Regions from separate parts of the Homo sapiens genome. Here region 2 is linked to region 1. The links are chromatin loops, found by intact Hi-C in ENCODE. Cell type or tissue: endothelial cell of umbilical vein. All regions are shown on one strand.

Evidence for each region. Hi-C counts contacts between places; a loop is a spot of excess contacts. Peaks named below come from ENCODE experiments on the same cell type or tissue, not always from the same donor. Only the 100,000 strongest peaks of a DNase experiment are listed, where the experiment ranks them.
Region 2: it touches region 1 in a loop (13-fold over the local background); 2 of 110 quality-filtered maps call a loop at or near these places.

The regions. Positions count from the first base shown.
Region 1 is chr15:63,750,857-63,753,356 of GRCh38, reverse strand. It overlaps HERC1 (HECT and RLD domain containing E3 ubiquitin protein ligase family member 1), which reads left to right. Exons shown (of 78, transcript NM_003922.4): 8 at 272-399. Among named protein-coding and RNA genes, the nearest start is that of HERC1, 82 kb to the left of the region's middle. In endothelial cell of umbilical vein, a CTCF peak has its summit at 1,067; a DNase peak (open chromatin) is centred at 1,076.
Region 2 is chr15:63,981,920-63,984,419 of GRCh38, reverse strand. It overlaps DAPK2 (death associated protein kinase 2), which reads left to right. Exons shown (of 12, transcript NM_014326.5): 3 at 666-887. Among named protein-coding and RNA genes, the nearest start is that of DAPK2, 63 kb to the left of the region's middle. In endothelial cell of umbilical vein, no CTCF peak of the experiment used is centred here; a DNase peak (open chromatin) is centred at 1,209.

The DNA of each region.
Region 1 (2,500 bases):
GAAAAATAATTGTCTATGTTTCTTTTAAAGTGATTTTAAATTGCTTGATTTTAATTGCTTGAAATTAAGATATAAAAGGCTATCAGTGGTTGTTAACTTTCTTGTAATAAAAATGCTCGTTTGTTAACATCCTCAGCTATCAGAAACATAGCTTTTCATATCTGCCAGGTTAGTGATGGAAACATTAGAGCTCCTTATCAACTTTAGTAGTGTTAAAAAGAGTAGAGGTTCTTTAAAACAAGTAAATTGTTTAATGTGTTTGTTTTTATAGGTAAACTTGGTCATGGTGATACCAACAGAGTGTATAAACCTAAAGTTATTGAAGCTTTACAAGGAATGTTCATTCGCAAAGTTTGTGCTGGGAGCCAGTCTTCACTTGCTTTGACATCAACAGGGCAGGTAGGACTAAGGGATGAGTATAAAAGACTTAGAGTATTTCAGAGGATTAGGTGACTAAAAAGTAATACTTGTATTTAAATTTTAAAGTTCAAATAAATACATTTTTAGGCAACATGCTAAAATGAAATATCTTCTTCTGTTTGAAGTAGAGTATCTGAGAAGGAACCAGGTTTTCTAACCTGGCATATGTGACCCAGATAAATCTTAGTGGAGCCTCTGTTCTTTGTATTAAACTGACTTTCTAAAATGTTTTAGCATTTAGCTTCCCTTAAACCTTTTCTAAAACATTATGGATAGTCGGGGAAAGCTGAACTAGATCTTGATGGAGCCAGTGATATGAACTAAGAAGGCAAGAGGGTGATCAAAAAGGAGGGTAAAGAGAACACTTAGGTATGGAAAATATTCTGAGAGAGTTAGGTGTTTCTGAGAAACAGTGTGAAGTCAAGCTTAGGATAGTCAGAATTTTATGAGCCTTTATAAAGGCTCATAAGCTTTGTACTTTTATAGCTTATAAGCTTCGAACTTTTACATGCGTATTTTCACTCTTACCCTATTTGTTTGTTGAGGATAGGGAGGAGCCAGGTATAATTATAGACTGACAATATTTGTCCCTGTGTATCCATCAGTTATGGCAGTAAAAAAGTGAGCTGGCCACTTATTCTGTCATGTATAGGAGGCCACCTTGTGTCAGGCAGTGGTATAAAAGTGTTTTATGACTAATTGACAAGGCAGAGGAGCAGAAAAGCTGAAATCAGCATATAATTTGATTATTCACTGAGAAACTAGAATGCCTTGTGTTCTAAAAATCTTCAAGCTATTCATCATTACATTAGCTAGTTGCTGCCTTAAGAATATCTCTTCTACGTGTTTCTCACTATGGTTTTTGTAGTAAGAATCCATGAATTGAAGTTAGAAGATGCTTATGTATTTGATGTATACACACAGGCAAATAACAGACACCCCTTGAGCATCATGTGCTTCTTTTTTTATGAAGGAGTAATAATTTCTGCTTTGCATACAAGTGATCACATAAGATAATCATTAGAATTGAGAGTTTCTATAGATTATCCAATACTATTCAACTATTAGTTGGTAGTGGTAGTAATAATAGTAATAATAATAATAAATCCATTACATTGAATTCCAAGAGAACTTGTAAACTGTTTGCTGTATAGAATAGTTGTATTATGAGTACCTTAAGTTATATGAAATCAAATATATATGCGTGAAAAAAATAAAGTCAGAAATACTTTTAATGGGTAAGAATAGTTTTCTTTACCATTAAACTTGAGCATGAAATAATGATCAACATTTGCTTTTCCCTCAGTCTGTCTCAGCACTTTCAGGCCTCTTCTGTACTGACTTCCCACCATACTATATAGTATGGTCCAGTCTCTAAAGGCAAGCCAAGTATTTCTCATCTGGTGCTCAACCGAAGGAACGCTGCAAGAGAAAACTCTATGTAGGCCTTACTGAGTGACAGTATTACAGTGATGTGTCACTTAATGGGATATGTTCTGAGAAATGTGTTATTAGGCCATTTTGTTATTGTGAGAACATTGTAGAGAGTACCACACAAACCTAGATGGTGTAGCCTACTACGCTCCTAGACTATATGGTATAGCCTATTGCTCCTAGGTTACAAACCTGTACTGCATGTTACTGTACTGAATACCTTCAGAAATTGTAATATAATGGTAAGTATGTATCTAAACATATCTAAACATAGAAAAGTTACAGTAAAAATACTGGCATCAAAACTCCGTTAGATCTTAAGGGACCACTGTTGTATAATGTGGTCTGCTATTGACCGAATGGTGCATGAGTGTATATGATACCTCATGAGTGATTTAGGAAATCTTCTGTGATGATTTTGAGTATACATTATTTCACTGTCGTTATCTTTAGTTCCTAACATCTCCTAAAATATGCCTTATGTACTGGAATCTTGTTGCATTCTATACTTAAGTAAGTTATCTGGAAACAAGTACAAATATATGTTCTCATTTTATTTTATTTTGAACTCAGGGTCTCACTCTTTTGCTCAGGCTGGAGTACAGTGGCACAAACATGGCTCACTGCAGCCTTGACCTACCTCCTG
Region 2 (2,500 bases), 230 kb before region 1:
TGAGCCCAGCCCTGGGTACTAGTGCCTGAAGGGGAATAATAATGGTCTAGACTGCTCTAACTATCTCAGAGGCTTTGTGGACAGCCGGTTGGGTATCTGACTTTGAGGCTTGGCTTTGCCATTAACTCTGCGATGACCTCAGGCGAGTCACATGACCTATCCTTATGCCTCAGTTTCCTAATTGTACAACTCTCTGTTTATACCAAGTCCTCTGACTGTGATGCTCCCCCACTATGATGATTAACCTTGTTAGGCTGCCTCCTCTCCAAACTCTACCCAAACCTGGATCCCCACCAGCCCAGTCTGCTTATGGACATTGTGATTTCATCTGGTGGGTCCTAGACTTGGGTTCTAGCTGAGATTTTGCAATGACAAGGCTATGTCATCCTGATCAATAACCTTTCTGGGCCTCAGTGCTCACCTCTGTACACTGGGACTAAGAATACTAACATTCATTCCTCATAGAAGGAATGGACAGAAGGGAAGCCCAGTCCCTGCCCCATCTCATCCACAGGTTGTCATCAGGTGGGGATGCAGACTGGTGGCATGATTTGTCCTGTCCTGGCAGAATCACTCTGAATTTGTGTGACCTGGTAGCTGACAGTGGGGTCATTTCCCCAATGACCACAGTGATGACCTAATCTTGTGGGTCTGTGTCCCCACAGTGGCCAGTTTGCCATCGTGAAGAAGTGCCGGGAGAAGAGCACGGGGCTTGAGTATGCAGCCAAGTTCATCAAGAAGCGGCAGAGCCGGGCGAGCCGGCGCGGTGTGAGCCGGGAGGAGATCGAGCGGGAGGTGAGCATCCTGCGGCAGGTGCTGCACCACAATGTCATCACGCTGCACGACGTCTATGAGAACCGCACCGACGTGGTGCTCATCCTTGAGCTGTGAGTGGGGTCCCCAGGACCCACAGGGTTGGGGGGCAGCAGGGGCAGGCAGAGCAGTGGAAACTCCAGCCACAGGCCCCAGGGGGCAGCAGCAACCAGGCCTAAGCTCAGCCCAGAGGAGGTGAAGTCAGTGGTGGGCAGATCCCCTCTGTCTCAGTTACCCCCTTCCTCCTTACCCGCTTCCTCCTCCTGAAACTGAGCCAAAGGAGGGGCAAGCTTGCTGAATAGCAGGGGCAGAGGGCAATGGCCTAAGTCTGGCTTTCACTGGATCCTGGAGATCAAAGGGAAGAAATGACTGCACTGGGGTCTTTTCCTGGCTGGAGAAGCATGTGGGAGGGTGAGTGGGACAGATGGTGGGGTGGGGCCAGGGGAGGCTGTCAGCGAGGGCTGTGTACTATGAGGAGGGGAAGTACAAACATCTCTGGGCTCTGCGAAGCCCTTCTCCAGCCCTTTCCTGGGGAAAGTCCACTGCATTTGTGCTGTGAATGACACCTTTATTGTTATAATAATAGCTATTATTTAGAGAGTCCTACTGTAAGCCAAGAATTTGCTAGGCGCTTTCTATCTGTCGTCTTGTTCAATCTTTAAAGACTGTGATGAGGGAAATGTCTTACTAGTGCAGACAGGTTATTTTGTATTCATTGTGCAAGCCAAGTACTTCTGTACCTTATTTAATCCTCATAACAACGCTGTCACACAGACACTCTTATTATCCCCATTTTACAGACAAGAACACTGAGAGGCCAGGACACTTACAGGAGCCTATAGCCAGGAAGTGGCAGGACCAGGACTTGAGTCCACACGGCCTGTGCAGACAGCTATGAGTGTGAGGCGGGTTGGCCTTATGCTGGCTTAGCAGAGGAAGACCTCACAGTTCATGATGGAATTTGGATAGATGACCTCAATACTCTAGGGTTTGGCTAGCCACGCTGGTATCGTCCTGGGCAGGTGGGGCTCTGATAAACAATAGAGTTTGAGTTGGGTTGTGGACAAGTTACAGTGGCTGTGTCCAGTCAAGCAGCAAGGACTATATAAAGAATGTTCTGGCCTGGTGCAGTGGCTCATGCCTGTAATCCTAGCACTTTGGGAGGCCAAGGCGGGCAGATCACAAGGTCGGAGTTTGAGACCAGCCTGGCTAACATGGTGAAACCCCATCTCTACTGAAAATACAAAAATTAGCCGGGTGTGGTGGCAGGTGTCTGTAATCCCAGCTACTCGGGAGGCTGAAGCAGTAGAATTGCTTGAACCCGGGAGGCGGAGGTTGCAGTAAGCCGAGATTGCATCACTGCACTCCAGCCTGGGTGACAGCAAGACTCCATCTCGGAAAAAAAAAAAAAAAAAAAAAGAATATTCTGAGGCTCATAAGCATGTATACACCTGCCTGGTAGCGGGAGTGATAGAATCTCTCAGGAATCCCTGATTTTGTGCCCTTGGGCAAGTCACCTCAATTCCCTGAGCTTTAGTTCTCATCTGTAAAGCAGGCAGCCATCCTTAACCTGCCTACAGACTCGGTGGACCACCTGACATTTGAGATCATTCTAATTTGAGAACTATGCTCTGGTATTGGCAGGATATAGATTTAAGTAGCAGATGGACATTTGCATACTCTTGCA